Linked DNA regions of Homo sapiens: regions 2, 3, 4, 5 and 6 are each linked to region 1. Evidence: chromatin contacts called from ENCODE Hi-C or POLR2A ChIA-PET data. All regions are on one chromosome and are shown on one strand. The core of a region is the stretch at or near the end of the contact, and the rest is flanking DNA. Distances in the headings are between cores, read along the strand shown.

Region 1 (2,700 bases), core at 33-2,532:
ATTTCTGGACTCCAGTGACCTTCTGTTAAGACCCCCAATCATTTAACTTCTTTTTTGCTCTAATATTTTCATTTTTGTAACACAAATTCACAAATTTATTCTCATTAACCTACTCACTCTTTCCACAAAATTCAGTAAGTACCTACCCTTCACAAAGCACTTATGTATAAATAGGACATACTGCAATAGGAAATCCTTCAAATAATAATTGAAATTTGAAAGGTATTAACACTGAAAGATTAGGTATTTTGCTTTCAATGTTTAGTATCACTACATTGTAATACATTATATTCTAAACGAATCAATTATTGAAACAAAAAATTAATGTTTCAGAAAATATCGTTTACTCTCTTAAATAACTAATGTTAGACTTAAAACTACATTATTTCCTTAAGAAATAGTGGAGCATTTGATGTATACCAAAAAGGAGAGCTTGATAAGAAGATAAGAAAGACAAATTTCATTTGATCCAAACTTATGTTCAAATCTTGGCTTAACTTTTAAAACCAATATTCCCTCTCTTAAAATATGAAGTTATACTTAGTAAGTGAAACCAACTGTCCCAAAGAACTGTCTCTTGTGGCTTAAAACATTCATTTTGGTCTTTTGCTACATTATAGAATAACTAACAAAGAAGAGAACTGTAAGATACATTGATATTGACACTAACTTGAAATAAAACATGTCCAAATTTAGGCAGCATATAAATACACAGCAATAACTTCTGCCTCAGTGATACCAAACGATCTTATAAGATGCAGAGGAAAACAGGCTGACTAATACTCACTGGTTTCCTTCATGGTTGAGGCTATGAAGCTTTCCCCTTTTATGAGAAGATGTTGGAAACACTGTAAGTACAGTAATCTTGAAGCATGCACTTGTAGGAATATGAAGCCTGGCTGCCGTGCCCTCCCTTTTCCTCCCAAAACAAAAACAAAAATGTGATGCACCTGCAAAACTATTGCCGGAACGTTGTAGATATCCACAATACAGGTTGGACTAGACAATGAAACACAGACATTCGGTGGTAGTATCATCTCAAGAACCGACAACAGTTTCAGATAATCTAGCCGAGAAGGAAGTGCCACTATTCCGAGTCAGACCCCACAAAGAGCAAAAAATAGAAGGAAGCAATACCTGATAAAGCAGCGGAGGCGATGATGCTGAAGGATCATTTGTTTAATTTTTGAAAACAAAACAAATTCAAACCTACCCAGTGTGCGTCTAAATTCTTCCGCTTTTCTGGGGCTCCCTTCATATCCAGATGCAGAGGAAGTGTTGCAGTTACCAGGAAGGAAGTTTTAACCAAGTTGATTATACGTGTGATTGCTCATTTTAAAAGTGTCAGAAATGCATTTCCTGTTTTAGCATAGAGAGGGTAGGAGTATGAGACTGAGCAATGTTTACCATGGTTTTTCTTTTCTTTTTTTTTTCTCTTTGAACTAATTTTTCAAAAATTGTGATACTGAGACAAAATGACATAAATCCAAACCAAAATTACCCATTATGAGACATAAACATATGAAATATCTTTGTAGCTAGTTCTAAGAGCCACAGTATTAGGTATCCTATTAGGAAGACTTTTACCAGTCAAATTAAACTCATTCCCCTCCTGGGAATTCAAAAGAATCCTTGTTCGCACATGCTAACTGAGGGGTGGGGGAAGAGAAACCTAGTCATCTTGAGGACTAAGTTATCAAGCTGAAAATTTTTAAAGGCATGGTCTGCAAGCTCACTTCCTTAGCTTGGTGAGAGCTTTCTCTATTTTTTCAGAGCATTTGGGGCCTAAAATATCACTGGCTCAAACTGAAAGCACTGCAGCATGTGCATGTGTGTATATAAATGTGACATACTGCAGTAAGTAACCCTTCAAATAATGGTTGAAATGCTAAAAGTATTAAAATTGAAAGATGAATAAAAAGGTATTTTGATTTTAATACTAAGTACCACTACATTGTAACACATTATATTCCAAACAAGGATCAACTATTGAAACAAAAATTAATGCTTCAGAAAATATCCTGTGTTGAGGATGGAGCCTTACTGTCAGCAATGACTGATTAATTAACTGTAGACAAAACAGAAGGAGGTTGCCTGTTATCATGGGGAAATTGGGGAGCTGAACACTGTTACAGCATCAGGCAGATTCCATCCTGGGAGGTGGCCCCTGATTCCTATGGGAGTAGAGAATGCATAGAAAAGCCATCCTGAATCATTTTTAGAGTAGCGTTGTATCTTCCAGGTGACCTCAGTTCTTTCTAGAACCTCCAAGCATCCTGAACCAGCGCCCCCTCCCTCCATCTCAGAATTCCCTATGCTAGAGTTCATCCTCCAATCGGGGTGTTGAGGGACTCCAGCTGAGCTTCAAGGGCAGCAGATAGAATGGAGTTGACCTCACAAGTCTCTTGGAGGTATGTAATTAAGAGTTCCTCTGAATTACTCTGATATTGAGATAAATGATTGATTTGACTTATTTCCTTTTACATATGCCTCTTGGGTTTTAACTTTTAAATAGCACTCTAATAGTTGACATCAGCAGGCAAATAATTTAATTCAAAGGCTGCCTCCCAAATATTTAGAGGGGTCTTATCAGCTTCTCAAAGTATATTCCTATATAGGAATACTCCCTTAGGAGGCTGGCAGCTTTAGAAGCACCAAGGCTAGCTTTCTTGGTTGGTCCTGAGGGAAGATCAACACACT
Region 2 (2,700 bases), core at 111-2,610, 1.6 Mb before region 1:
GAGCCATCTGCCTAGTGTCCAGAGATTTAGAAGTTGAGTTCTGGACATCTGAATTAAAAAGAAAAAATTATAGCTCATTATGACATGAACTCCCAATCAAATTGCTGGAATATTTACCTCAGTTACCAGAAAATTATTTGTTTTCTTTCGCTAGGGTTAGGATGTTTGTCCCCTCCAAAATTCGCGTTGAAATTTAATTGCCTTTGTAACAGTATGAAGAGGTGGGACTGTTGAGAGATGATTAGGCCATGAGGGCTCCACCCTTATAGGTAGGATTGTTGTTATTATAAAAGGATGAGTTTGGCCCCCTTCCCTGTGTCTCTCTTGCTCTCTCTTGTCCTTCTGCCTTTTGCCATGGGATGACGCAACTACAAGGTCGTCACCAGATGTCTGCACCTTGATACTGGACTTCTCAGACTCCAGAATTGTGAGCCAATAAATTTCTGTCCTTATAAGTTACCCAGTCTCAGGTTTTCTGTTATAACAGCTTCAAACAAACTAAGACATCTCCATAGCAATTAAAATAGGCTACTGTTGGCTATTAGCTTAAAGGATCCTTAGAAGCACCAGTATTATTTGATCAAATGGAGGGAAGCGTGTTATGTTGCAAAAGCAGAGAATCATGAGACATTCAATCACTTACTCTTTAAGGGAAGATGGAAAACATTGAAATAAATGGTCAGTGACAACAGTAGCAACATCTGAAAAGTGATGTTCCCAAACTAGGAATCTCTCTGGAGAATATGTGTTTGTAATGTCCGTTAATTGCTCAGGGAAATGAACAGCATGGATCTGAAATGGGAGGGACCTGTCATAAATAGCACAACCTCTTCCAATGGTTTGCAAGAGTAGGTGCTGTTTGATAGAAGGGTTAGTAAGATCCATGAGGAACCTCCCTTAATTATGAATGGCAATAGTAATTAACAGGATGTGTGAACTGCTCTGCAGTGATGGAAATTTCATCTGAGTTTCCTTTCCTTTTTACTGGTTTCATTCTGCCTTGTTGGAGAAGGTCCCATGCCTTCAACTATACAGACATGAAATTCAAATCTTGAAAAGCATACTATAAAAACCCAAGTTTTTCCTTGGGGGTATTAGTCTGTCTAGTTAAGGAAGACTTTTTTTTTTTAATTATTTGTCTCTTTCCCGAAGTAGTAGGCAATTAGACATCAAATGAAATTAAAAATCCCTACATGATTGTCTCCTGGCCAGAACATGTTGCCTGCTGCCATAGAAACAGCTCTCTGATCTCAGCGGTGATGACAAAGCATAGTTCTGACAAAGCAGGTTCCTTTGCCACACGCCTGTGGTTTAATCTTTTCCTCTTTTCCCCCGTGAGGCAGTTCTGTCTAGCGTTGTCAACCATGTCAATTTTGCTAGAATGTCTCAAAACATCTGTAATATGCTGATTAAAATAGACACTATGATACTATAAAAGAAATGTGCTGTTTTTCTGCTGTCTCTATCCTACTCCTGGAATTGCATCTGCAGTTTTATTTAAAGCAAATGCAGCATTCAAATCTCCTGTAGTTATTCTTGCTCCATGAAGATGAATATCTTAGTCATGCTGATCTGGAGGGATGGGCTCACATCAGCAGCTGGCCCGTTCTGTCATGGAAGAATCACTCTTCTGGACTGGAAGAAGCAAGTGAAATGTTTCTGAAATGTTTGCAGCATCTCTCAGAGGAAAAGGGAACTTCATGACAGAAATAAAGCCAGAGAGGGCCACTGTGAAAAACACTGGAGGGTAAAAATAACTACATAAGAGCAACCATGTGGAAACCACGGAGCCCTCTCATCTCCTTTTTGGTTTTGTTTTTTTGTTTGTTTTTTGAGAGGGAGTTTTGCTCTTGCTGCCCAGGCTGGAGCGCAATGGCGTGATATCAGCTCACTGCAACCTCCATCTCCTGTGTTCTAGTGACTGTCCTGCCTCAGCCTCCCAAGTAGCTGGGATTACAGGTGCCTGCCACCATGCCCGGCTAATTTTTTGTATTTTTAGTAGAGGCAGGGTTTTGCCATGTTGGCCAGGCTGGTCTCAAACTCCTGACCTCAGATGATCCACCCACCTTGGCCTCCCAAAGTGCTGGGATACAGGCATGAGCCACTGCGCCCGGCCTTCTTCTCCTTTTTATGGGTAGAAATTAGGATGTAGGCCAACCATTTAATCAAGAAGCATTTATTATCTCTTTTTATCATGCTTCTTTCCTGCCATGCCCATTTCTCATTGCATCAGATCTAAGCCCCCTTTTGATGTTTTAGGAAGTCATTAAATAATGTTCCTGTCCTCCCTCCCAAGTTTGCACCATTTGAGAAAGACGACACAAAAACCAGATTGAAGGAGAAGTGCCAGCTTGATTATAGTTCAGGCTGACTGGGGAAGTGATTAGACGTGCGGCCACAGGGCTTCCAGGTACCTCCTTCTCCATTAGACATTGTCACCCTCAAGGTCCCACCGCAGGCTGTTGCTCACACAGGCAGGCCTGCCAAGGAAAGGTACCCCTGTTGTCAGATGGCAGATATGAAAGGGAAACCAGAAGGCTCAGGGCCAAGAAGACCTTGTTTCTTCCCCCAGATTCCTTGTGCTGTTGGCTCACAGGTGTGATGGAGGGTGTGGGAGAAGCTGGGAATATTATACTGCAACCTCCTAAGAAATGGAGTATTTTTTTTCTTTTTCATCTCTTCTGTGGTAATATGAGGAGT
Region 3 (2,700 bases), core at 112-2,611, 1.2 Mb after region 1:
TGTCTGGCACATGGTAGGTGCCAAGGAAATGCTAAGAAAAAAAAAAAAAAAAGAGTGAATGAATGAATGAAATAGCTTTCATTTTAACCCATATTTTTGTCTCCTTCCTGCATTTGTATTGGCACCTACTTTCTCTCTTCCACCTTTTCTGCTTAAGGATATGTTAGTGTTTTGTTGTTGTCTGTTTTTATCTTCTTGGATGAACTTAAACAGTTTTAAAAAAGACAGAGCCTATTAAGCAATGCATCTTATATCATTCTCTTTTTTCCTCATCATCATGTATTTATCAAGTGCTTTTTTTTTTCTTTTTTTTGAGATGGGGTCTCATTCTGTCACCAGGCTAGAGTGCAGTGGCGTGATCTCAGGTCACTGCAACCTCTGCCTCCCAGGTTCAAGCAATCCTCCCACCTCAACCTCCCGAGTAGCGGGGATTACAGGCATGCACCACCACGCCTGGCTAATTTTTCTGTGTTTTTAGTAGAGACGGGCTTTCACCATGTTGGCCAGGCTGGTCTCAAACTCCTGACCTCAAGTGATCCACCCACCTCGGCCTCCCAAAGTGCTGGGATTACAGGAGTGAACCACCGCACCCAGCCTCAAATATTTTTCTTTAAGTAGTGATTAGTCTCTACATACTATTTGTGCCATTTTGAATTTCCTTGTGAATGTGAGTGTACTATTTTGCATACATTTTCTTAGGTTGAGATAACTCTCTTACCTGTCTCCTACCAATTGCTTTATTATGGATTATTCAGGTTGCTTGTAGTATTTTTTTTTTTAACTGTAGTAAACAGTGCTGAGAATATCTTTGAACTTTTTTTTTCCCTTTGGGATATTTCCTGGAGGCCTATTTTCCAAACTTACATTACCAGATTACCAGATGAAAGGCTATGGATGCTTTTTAGTTCCTGTTATTATCACCAGGTTGCTCTCCAGAAAAATGTAATCCCTTGAAAGTACCGCTGGCAAGGTGTACATGTGCTTGTCTCCCCACAGATTCTATTTCTGTAGTTTTTCCTTTTAGCTAGTCTAGGTGTCTTGTGAGGGCATCCCTGGGGGCTGATGGAAGTATTTCAGGGCCCTGGAAAGCCCCTGGGACTCCCCAGATCCTGCCCAATAGTGGTGATGCCAGAAATTTGCACCTTAGTATAAATGACAAATAGAAGAGGAGGAGGAAGGGGGAATGCCACCACAGGGGAAAAGTTAAAAAGGATCCTAAGTTACATGACTTCACAGCAGCTCTGGAATGGGAAATGCCCTTGTAAGAATCATCCCAGTTGCATTTCTAAAGCGTGGAGGGAAAGGAACATCCCAGGCAGGGTGGCATGGTAGAAAGGGCATTGGCTCTGGGGCCAGGCAAGCCTGGGCTTTCCTGCCAGCTGCTGAGGTCTGCGTGACCTTGGTCTTGTTTCACAATCTTGCTAAGCTTTAATTTCCCCCATCTGATATCTAAGAAGAAAAAAAAATAATAGTAATTTCCCCATCTATAACAAGGCAACTAACGGTATCATACCACATGGTAGGGTTATTGGGTAGATGAGCTGGTGAGTGAAAAGCAGCTTACACAGTGCCTGATATATAGTAGGTACTCAAGAAAGCCTGCTTTCCCTCCTAACTGAATGAATGTGCATGGGGTGACCAGATGACGAAGAAACCATCCCAGAGCCTAGGGATTTGGGAACTGAGCTGGTGTTGGTGTGAACAGTGTAGACCACAGGCCCACACTCATATTTGTCAAAAGAACTTAGTGCCCAAGATAGGTCATGTTGCCCAGCAGTGGGTAGGAGGTGAAGAGGGGTAAAGAAGACCTAGCATAACCTTTGCTTAAGGAACGCCTCCTCGGCTCCTCAGCCCTGCCATCTTTTAAAGAGGTACTGCAGTCTGAGAAGGGAATGGGCACTCCAGAAAAGCTCACAAGCACTCCTGGCATGGAAACTGCTTGGCACAGCTCTGCCTGCATTCGCAGCCTGTCCTATCACCTGACTTTCCTGTGTCTTCATTTCCTCCTCTGCTGAGCAAGGCTGATTCAATATCCCCCCTTACACCATGGCAGTAAGTTTAGTATCTAACTACGATGGTGACAAATGAGACAACAGGCCCAGGTTCTAGCCCAAGCTCCTCCACTTAATAGTCTTATGACTTTGGGCAAGTTTCTCAAATGCAGTCTGTCTCCATTTCCACAGCTGGGGGGAATCGTTACCTCACCAAGCGGCTGTAAGTACAGCTGGCCTGGCTCCTGGCACGGCTCCCAGTGCCAAGGTGCCAGCCCTGCCTCTCTCTCCAACTCCAGTTTACTTTTGGAAGAAGGCCCCTTGGAAATCAGGGTGTTTATAGGCAGCATCCTGACTGCAGCTACAAAAGCAGATTGAACCCACTGATAAGATAGAAACCGGCTAATGACTTGCCAAGCACCTGCCCTCAAAAGTGGGGGCTGAAGGAGACTCCATGCTGTCAAGTGAGTAAGCCAGGTGCTGGCCTAAGCCCAAGTGTGCTTACACAACCATGGCAGGCCACAAGCGACTGTGGTGCTCAAAGTCTATTGGGAGGGGGTTAGTCCCTTAAAAGCCATATTGGAAAATTCTCAACAAGTTCTTTCTAAAAATGGTGCAGGGAGCCACCTTGAGTATTTGCAGCCGGCTCAGCCATTCATGAGGCATCTGTGCTAAGGTTTTAAATACAGGACACTGATGCTGCAAGTAT
Region 4 (2,755 bases), core at 118-2,617, 1.3 Mb before region 1:
TGTTTGAAATAAGTTTAAAAATTATATAAATTTTAATGCCTAGAGTTTATGCTTTGCACAATAATTTAAGAGTCTAAAGGGAAAATAGTATTGGTCTAATAAAACAGATCACAAACCCGTCAATTGAACAAACTGAAAGTCCCTTGATTTCACTCACACACTTTGCTGAAGTATCCACCTAAAAACCAAATACTGCTCTTTGGTCTCCTACCACCTGGTACTTTGTGGCAGCTGTTGGCTTGTAAAAAATAAATAAAACAAGTTAGTTTAGCAAATATTGACTGCAAGCTTCTTCTATACTTCATCCTAAAATGGAAAAGACATGTTCCTGCCCTCTTGGAGTTTGCTTTCTAGTACATCAGAAGTGAGCAGATGAACCTGACCTATAGGGAACAAAATTAAAAACAGTGGCATCGATGGAAAAATAGAGCAATAAATTAAAACACAAATAACAGGTAAGAAGCATTGAAAAATACCCTTGAAAAAGCTTAAAGGCCTGTAAGAGTGGTATTTGGTGAAAGTTTGTTGAATCTATTTCCTGATTTGTAAATGTTGTGTAAAAATGAGCATCTCATTTTGGCTCAGTTCACAATCATTTTTCTTCCCTAAGGGTATTTTCCATGAGCTTCTAGAAATCCTAAATGTTTTTTCAAGCAACCAATAAACTTACCCATTGAAACTGCACAGATTTGAAATGGAGATATTAATCCACTGACAAGTGAATAAAATGTAAGATTGCTGTAGGTTCATTTCTATACTATAAACCTTCCTCGTAGGAGAATGAAATTTCAAACCACATGGATTCCAAAACCACTTAAACTTGCCATTCCCACAATGGTTAGTTGTACTTGCCGAATCACAAGGTAAACAGAAATCTATGAGCCATTTAAGATGATCTTGAGCCAGGTAGGACTGGTCAGAGCCTTGGGAACCCATCTGAAACTATTCCACCTGGTCCGCCTGAAAGTAGATTGGGATGGAGTCAGGGGTCTCACATTCCTGAGAAACAAGCCCATCTAATTCCGCACATTTTATAGCTGGTAAGTATCAAGCTGTCTGAAAATGACCGCTAAAACATGAACCAGAAAAACATAAATAAATCAGGGAACAAAATGTCTGTGCATTATTCCTGGCTATTAAAATTGGTTTTAGAGAAAACAAGAAAAATATTTGCTGTAAAACTGAGCTCTATTTCCCTGTTTATGTGTGTGTGTGGGTGTGTGTGTGTGTATAAGTTAAAACTTAAGTGACTTCACAAATCACCTTTTTGACAGGCATTGGAATACCTCTTGTCTTTTTTTTTCCCTACTTTTAGGTGCCTCGGGGAGAATGTTTTCTACATAAACTGGCTCTAACTTTCAGGTGTGTCTTCACATGCCCCGTTTGCTGCCTGAACCTCTCCACAAAGACTCCCAGATCCTGGTAAGTCTTGCCTGCTCTCTCACTAGCAAATTGGCATTTTTATGGATTAAATGAAGGTATTAGAATTTAGGGGGTAAGTGGAGTTGTCATAAAGTAAGAAATGGGACATATTAGCACATAGATTACTATTACTTTTACAGAATGATAGTCCAATGACACTTAAATAAAGGTTCTTGCAACATAAAACAGTATCCAATGGGAAAATTGATGTTAGTGCATTGTGATATGAAGCCAACAACTTGAGCCTTACTGTACCTTGAAGGGAGCTTCAAATGATGTAGTGTTGAAATGTACAACTGTATTGTGTTTTCAGCAAATGTTTGTTTTTGTTATGGTTATAAAACTTATGACAACTTATAAAAGTTTAAATGCATTAGAACTACCCATATTTTCAAAATATTTTGTTAATGTTCTAGATATGTGTAAATATTGTTTTAAGAAAAGCAAGTCTGCTATAACTAAAAGAAACATAAACTTGGCCGGGCATGGTGGCTCATGCCTGTAATCCCAGCCCTCTGGGAGGCCGAGGCAGGCAAATTGCTTGAGCTCAGGAGGTCAAGACCAGCCTGAGCAACATGGCGAAACCCCATCTCTGTAAAAACTATACAGCCGTAGTGGCACATGCCTGTAATCCCAGCTACTCAGGAGGTTGAGATGGAAGGACTGCTTAAGCATGGGAGGTTGAGGTTGCAGTGAACCAAGAATGTGCCACTGTACTACAGCCTGGGTGACAGAGGAAGACTCTGTCTCCAAAAAAAAAAAAAAAGTAAACTTTATAGTTCTGTATTCTGCATTCCTCACTATGATGAAATTTAGGCAAAACAGTTGAAATATCTAATGAGTCCTGACATAACATGAAAAAAAGTTAGACAAAGGAAAGTTAAATACAAGATTTCTGAGAACTGTCACTTTATAGACAATTATTTGTGTACCAGAAAAAGTCTTAAGGGCTAATATAAATGTATTTATAATTATCTTCTGTGTTATAAATTACTGTCCAATTTGCAGAAGAAAGGTGCTGTAGTAGAAACAGGAGCGGAATGCATGTCTTTCCTGCGGAGAGGCTCTTATCAAACACGATGCACCTGTGGTTCTAGGAGCTGGGCAAATGGGCACCACATGGCCCTTTTCTCTTCATCTGTTTCATCCAAATTGTTTTGACAAAAAAGAGTAAACTCTTTGCAGCCTTCAAGTGAGAGCAGATGAGGCAAATATAAGTGAATGGTCAGTAAATTAAATAAATTAGCAATGCCAGAAAGTTACTTTCAGTCTAATATATTTCACTGTTTATTGCAACACTTAATACATTTTAAGACCAGTGTCATCTAGCAGC
Region 5 (2,712 bases), core at 154-2,653, 1.1 Mb after region 1:
TCAAAAGCCTGCATAGCTTCCCACACCACTCAGAGTCACTGGCACAGCCTTTCCGCCGCCCCCATGCCATCCCCGGCTTCAGTGCCTCTACGCTGGCTCGCGTTGGCTCCTGCACACAGGCTGGCTTCTTTGCTCTCCCTCATACGTCCTAGGCTCTCCCCTTCTCTGGACCTTTGCACTAGCTCTTCCCTCTGTGCGGAACACCATCCCCTAGATGTGCTCCAGCCTCACAATCTACCTTCTCACCTTCTTCTAGTCTGCTCAGATATCACCTTCTCAGTGGCACCCTTTTTACAATTCCAGCCAGCCTTCCCAGCACCAGTGTTTTGTTTGTTTGTTTTTTTATAACACTTTACCCTTTCTATAGCAGACATTATTGGGAATACTTATTGTTTGTTGTTTGTCTCACCTGCTAGCATGTGATGTCTACAAGGCAAGGGTCTTGCCAGTTTTGGTGACTGGTGTTTCCCAAGGGCCTAGAGCAAGGGAGAGCCAGGACTGGGCCCAGGTCTCCCTGGCTCCAAGGCCATCCTCTTCCTGCTGTGAAAGACCACTCTGAACTATACAAGGGTAGATCTCTCCAACACCACATCTCGTTTATCCTCCCTGCCCCATCTTTTGCCATCTTCCTCAGTGACTTCAGTATCTCTGTGAGCCTACTTGCTAAAATAGAAATTTTAAACTGTACAGAAAGAACATGGTGTTATGTTCAAGAGAATGGAGTCTGGGCTGGGTGTGGTGGCTCACACCTGTAGTCTCAACACTTTGGGAGGCCAAGGCTGGAGGATCATTTGAGTCCTGGAATTCGAGGCCAGCCTGGGCAACATAGTGAGACCTCGTCTCTACAAAAAATTTAAAAAATTAGGTGGATGTGGTGGCATGTGCCTTTCGTCCCAGCTACTTGGGAGGCTGAGTTGGGAGGATCACTTGAGCCCAGGAGGTCAAAGCTACAGTGAGCTATGATAGCATAACTATGCTCTAGCCTGGGCAACAGAGTGAGACCCTGTCTTGGAAAAAAAAAAAAAGGAGTCTGGAGCCACTTACACAGCAGGTAAGCATAGGCACCTCACTTCACCTCCCTTTGCCTCAGTTTCCTCATCTATCAAAAGGAGATAATCATGCCACCTTACCTTGAAGGGTTTCTGTGAGGGCTAAATACGTTAATATATGTAACCACTTACCATGGAAACAGTGAGTACCATGTCAGTATCATTGTAAGGATATATATTTGAACCTTGAGGACACTATGCTAAATGAAATAAGCCAGTCATAAAGGACCAATACTGCCTGATTCCACTGATATGAGGTATCTAAGGCAGTTGACTCGTAGAAGCAGAACATAGAATGGTTGAGTGCCAGGGGCCGGAGGAAGGAGGAAGTGAGGTTGCTGCTCAGTGGGCGTGGAGTTTCAGTAGTGCAAGCTGAGTCAGTTCTAGAGATCTGCTTTACAACAGTGTGCTTATGGTTAACAATACTGTACTATACACTCACAGATGTGTTAAGACAGTAGATCTCATGTTATATGGGGCTTTTTAAACCACAACTTGTTTTTTAAAAAGGATGTAATATATTAGTCACTAACCCTTTGTTTTATTGAATTTTCTCAAGGTTAAGGGACTTACCCAAGTGCTCGCAGCTTATAAAGGAAAGAGGGTGACAAGAATGAAGCCTCTGACTTCCAGGGCTCTTTGTCCTGCTCCAAGTCAGGCATTAGTTCTGTCTGTCAAAATCCAGATTATCAAAGGACCATAGTATAAAAGGGCTCTGCAATATGGGGAGGTGCATCCACGCTTCTTTGGGAGAAACGCCTCACATGTTGGCTTCATAAAACTCTTCTATGCCCCGTAGGTTGGACAATGAGAAATAAATAATCCAGACATTGGTGTTTTTGATAGGTGGTTAGAGCTTCCCCAACAGGGGGAGTAAACAAAAGAACCATCTTAATTTCAAGCTTAGTTAGAACTACGGAAGACTAAAAGTCATTTTTCAAAATGGTGGGTGGTGCCAGGGCTCTATCCCCACCTGGAAGGGGCACTTGATCTGTAAAAGCAGCAAAAATAATTGTGTCTTTTATGTCACTTAGGTAGAAGCTCCTGTCCCAATTAATTCTTATCTCCTCCTCCCTTTATAAATATGCTTGGGCAAAGTGACATCCTAGCAGTTTTTTGTTTTGTTTTCTCTCTTCTTAACAAGGAATTCTCTCTGCTTAGGCATTTTAGGTGCTGATTTTTCTCATGTCCCAGAGATGCTTCTAATTAGTTGATGCTTCCTTCCCATAATAGTTCACCACAGAGAGTGGATTTGGACTGGAGGAGGGAGCAATTTTGTCATCTTATCAAAGTGCCACTGATCAGGTTGGCTTTCCTGAGTGCTCATTCATTTTTCCGCCTCTCTGGAAACAGAAGCAGCAAGCTCCTTGCTGAGTGGAGCTGGAGGTTTTTGGGTTTTGCTGTCTCCCCAGTGCTTCCCAGCACCCTTTGATGAAATGCTGCCTCAGAGTCTTTGCAGTAGGGCTCACTAGAGAAATTATCTTTTTCCTTTCACATCAGTGGAAAAACACTTGGCTGGGGACAAATGGCAAAAGCATGCCACTGTCACCTTGTCCCTAAGTAACCTGGCACCCACCAGGGCTGCCTGCAGGCCCTGTGTGTCCTGGGGAGAAGGTATATAAAGGCCTCTTCCTTTTCCTGCTTTCTAGGAGCAGAGTGACCC
Region 6 (2,700 bases), core at 74-2,573, 1.7 Mb before region 1:
AAGCTCCTTCCACACGCCTGTAAGGCTTAATTGGTGCATACATCTTTTAACTCTCCTGTAGCTAAATAACATGTCTGGCTTATCCACTGCTGGGGTTTACCAGGCATTATGATGTACATAATCCAGACACTGTGTCCCAAGAACATAGCAAGCTGGCTTTCCCTCCTTGATTTAAAAAAATCAAAACAACACAACTATCAGGGTAACATCCACTACATTTGACAGGTCAAAGAATCCCCTTCCTTAAGGACTTTACAATAACCTTACAGGGGGCTAAAGCATACATACCCATGGGTAGTGGGTAAGCCTTGAGAGTACAGTATAAGTCTTGATAACATTTTGAGGTTGATAACTAGTTGAAACTGATCTGTTTTCCCGACCTCAACGTAATTGCAAGGTCACTTCAAGAGGGTAAGGGGCTATTGCAACTACCCAAATTCGCTATTGTAGTATAAAAGCTTTAATTAACAGCATGTATAGGAATGCAAAGCTATGTTCTAATGAAACTTTAAAAAGCAGACACAAATATGAATGTCATATAATTGTCATCTGTCGCAAAACTTTTTTTTTAACCTTTGAAAAATGTGAAACCCATTTTTAGCTCCTAGTACAGCAGAACCTGCGGTGGGCTGGATTTGCCCTGAGGGCTGTAGTTTGCCCCTGTGGTACGTATGAAATGCCACAATTTTAAAAAGATGTGTTACGTGTGGGACCATTTGTGGGGCGGTTTATGCTAACTTCCAATACAGTAATATATGTCAACTCGCTTTTGAGTGACATTTAGTCTGGGTGGCCATGCCCAGGAATGGATATAGAGAAAGGGGCGCGGCCGCGCCGGGCACCACCCTCCAAGAGACTGGTATCGCAGCCCCCAGCTCCAAGGAACTCAGCGCAGGCAGGGGCTTCAGGGACGCGGAGAGGGAGGCTTATCTCTGCTGAAAGGGAATAGCGGCCCGCAAACAAGCAAACCAGGACACTGCTCCGAGGTCCCGCCCAGGAAGGCAAAACGAAGTCCCACCGCTCTCACACCCGGCAACCAACCAAGGCACAGCACGCCCCACCAGCAAGCCACGCCTCGCGCATCACGCACGCACGCACGCACGCACACACGTCTGTCGCGGCTTCCCGCCTTGCGCTCCGTCATGCTCTATTGCGCATATCTCGGGGCGGGGGAGGAACGGAGATTGACAAGGAGGCAGAGGCCTGAGCGAGGCGGAAAATCCTCACCCCGGCCCGCGGGTAGACCCAAACTTCTAGCGCGTCACTTCCGCTGGGGGCGGAGCGGGGCGGGGCTGAGTGGGTGGCGACCTAGCTGCTGCGCCAGTGTTTGTGTTGGAAGCTCAGCTGATGCAGGCCGGTTGGAGTGGACGTCATTGCCGGGAACGAGCGAGTCGCCGCTGCAGCCCTAGTGACTGCGGCCTGCATCCCGGTAAGTAGCCGCGAGGGGACAGGGGCGGGACGATAGGAGGCTGGTTGATCGTTCTGGACCCTTGTCCGGCGCTCCGGGTCGTCCTTTCTTTCTTTGGAGGGCACTTCCCGAGCGAGAGGGTGGGGACACGCCAGGCTTTGGGGAGGAGCTGGCGCTGGAAGGAGCCCGCAGGTCCTGGAGCTCATTGGTACTCGGCGCCCTCCGCCCCCGTGGGCTTTGCTGCCCCAGAAGCGCAAACCGTATTTGGTTTCGCAGGTCCCGCCCTGCTCCCCCTGTCCCATCCCCACGACTCCCTCCTCAATTTTCCAGAGTCTGTCTGCCTTCCCCTGGACTGTAGTGTTCTCCAGTAGTTAACTGGTCACTCTCAGGAGGGTTTCCCTAGTCTACATCATTCTCGACTGTCAGTGTGCACCTGGTGATTCTACTGCCTGATATTTTTTGTCAGTAATCTCTTTCTGACCCCATCCACATTTGATTCTATCCTTGACCGCTGTTGCTTAAGTGGATAAGGTGTATGAATCACTGTGTTGCAGTGCTTCCTATCCCTGTGTCATTTCTATCATTGTGCTGGAAGGAACCTGCTTTCCACGCCTAATACAATGATAACTTTAAAATGGTGACTCATAGGAAAAACTCAGGAGAGTTGTGACATAAGGGACTATCATATAATCCTGCTTAAAATACTGTTTTCAATTCCAAAACAGTTGTATCCTGGTTCTGCAGTCCTAATTTCTGAGAGTTCAAAAATGACAAATGTTTCAGTGTATTAAGAAAATGCTGTTAAACAGTGAAACATTAAGAGCTTATGCCTTGTGAGGCAGTTGTATCAAGCCCATTTTAGCTATTTTGTTAAATTGCTTATGCAAATTAGTTGTCCTTTCAATATAAGAACATGTTTTTATTTCGTAATTATAATCAACTTTTTCTTAATGTTGATCTCTTTTTTTATTTCTATATCAGGACTAAATTAAAATCTTGTAAACGCCCTTTTAATGAGTGATGTTGAATGAAAGGGCCAGTTTCACTAGTTTAGCTATTCACTTGTTTCACATGCAAAGTTGTTACAAGAACAGCCTGTACTTTGAGTTGTTTTTTTTTACCCCAGTTAGAGGGGTTGTGCTGAAGCTGCATATTGCTTCACTCATGGAATATATATTTGTAAAAAGGTCAGAGTTAGAATGCTGAGCCATAGACACCTTCCTGTCCTGCCATTTTTTGTTGTTGTTGGGAGTCTCTCTCTGTCGCCCAGGCTGGAGTGCCTTGGTGCGATC

The links. Hi-C counts contacts between places; a loop is a spot of excess contacts on that map. ChIA-PET counts read pairs that join two places held with the same protein, here RNA polymerase II (POLR2A). Pooled maps may share reads with other maps.
Region 2: a loop to region 1 is called in a map with no recorded cell type, with 3 times the contacts of the local background. The contact joins the enhancer-like site here to the promoter of PIK3CG in region 1. A Hi-C loop is called at or near these places in 2 of 37 single-sample maps with no recorded cell type and 2 of 50 pooled maps.
Region 3: a map of CD8-positive, alpha-beta T cell shows a loop between it and region 1 (4-fold over the local background). The contact joins the enhancer-like site here to the promoter of PIK3CG in region 1. A Hi-C loop is called at or near these places in 1 of 168 maps with a recorded cell type or tissue (CD8-positive, alpha-beta T cell) and 4 of 50 pooled maps. POLR2A ChIA-PET finds 5 or more read pairs at or near these places in 1 of 52 experiments (activated T-cell).
Region 4: a loop to region 1 is called in a map with no recorded cell type, with 2.4 times the contacts of the local background. The contact joins the promoter of LAMB4 here to the promoter of PIK3CG in region 1. A Hi-C loop is called at or near these places in 3 of 37 single-sample maps with no recorded cell type and 4 of 50 pooled maps.
Region 5: a loop to region 1 is called in a map of naive thymus-derived CD4-positive, alpha-beta T cell, with 15 times the contacts of the local background. The contact joins the enhancer-like site here to the promoter of PIK3CG in region 1. A Hi-C loop is called at or near these places in 2 of 168 maps with a recorded cell type or tissue (GM12878 and naive thymus-derived CD4-positive, alpha-beta T cell), 20 of 37 single-sample maps with no recorded cell type and 13 of 50 pooled maps.
Region 6: a pooled map shows a loop between it and region 1 (13-fold over the local background). The contact joins the promoter of PNPLA8 here to the promoter of PIK3CG in region 1. A Hi-C loop is called at or near these places in 6 of 50 pooled maps.

Annotation. Positions count from the first base shown.
Region 1 is chr7:106,863,864-106,866,563 of GRCh38, reverse strand. It overlaps PIK3CG (phosphatidylinositol-4,5-bisphosphate 3-kinase catalytic subunit gamma), which reads right to left and starts at 1,282. Exons shown (of 11, transcript NM_001282426.2): 1 at 1,138-1,282. RefSeq lists an enhancer at 1,111-1,210.
Region 2 is chr7:108,415,016-108,417,715 of GRCh38, reverse strand. The region is part of intron 1 of NRCAM (neuronal cell adhesion molecule); the gene reads left to right. Among named protein-coding and RNA genes, the nearest start is that of NRCAM, 40 kb to the left of the region's middle. Within about 2 kb of position 1,360, at least 9 of the 41 ENCODE cell types and tissues checked have a DNase peak (open chromatin) inside an H3K27ac peak, as active enhancers do.
Region 3 is chr7:105,673,237-105,675,936 of GRCh38, reverse strand. The region is part of intron 3 of ATXN7L1 (ataxin 7 like 1); the gene reads left to right. Among named protein-coding and RNA genes, the nearest start is that of EFCAB10, 93 kb to the right of the region's middle. RefSeq lists an enhancer at 1-28. Within about 2 kb of position 1,361, at least 14 of the 41 ENCODE cell types and tissues checked have a DNase peak (open chromatin) inside an H3K27ac peak, as active enhancers do.
Region 4 is chr7:108,128,973-108,131,727 of GRCh38, reverse strand. LAMB4 (laminin subunit beta 4) reads left to right here and starts at 1,367. Exons shown (of 34, transcript NM_007356.3): 1 at 1,367-1,422.
Region 5 is chr7:105,808,087-105,810,798 of GRCh38, reverse strand. All of the region lies in intron 2 of ATXN7L1 (ataxin 7 like 1), which reads left to right. Among named protein-coding and RNA genes, the nearest start is that of ATXN7L1, 67 kb to the left of the region's middle. RefSeq lists enhancers at 1,584-1,693, 1,814-1,883. Within about 2 kb of position 1,403, at least 8 of the 41 ENCODE cell types and tissues checked have a DNase peak (open chromatin) inside an H3K27ac peak, as active enhancers do.
Region 6 is chr7:108,524,758-108,527,457 of GRCh38, reverse strand. It overlaps PNPLA8 (patatin like domain 8, phospholipase A2), which reads left to right and starts at 1,323. Exons shown (of 11, transcript NM_001256007.3): 1 at 1,323-1,429. LOC124901722 (a long non-coding RNA gene) reads right to left here and starts at 983. Exons shown (of 2, transcript XR_007060473.1): 1 at 1-983. RefSeq lists enhancers at 705-1,044, 1,335-1,454, 1,226-2,186.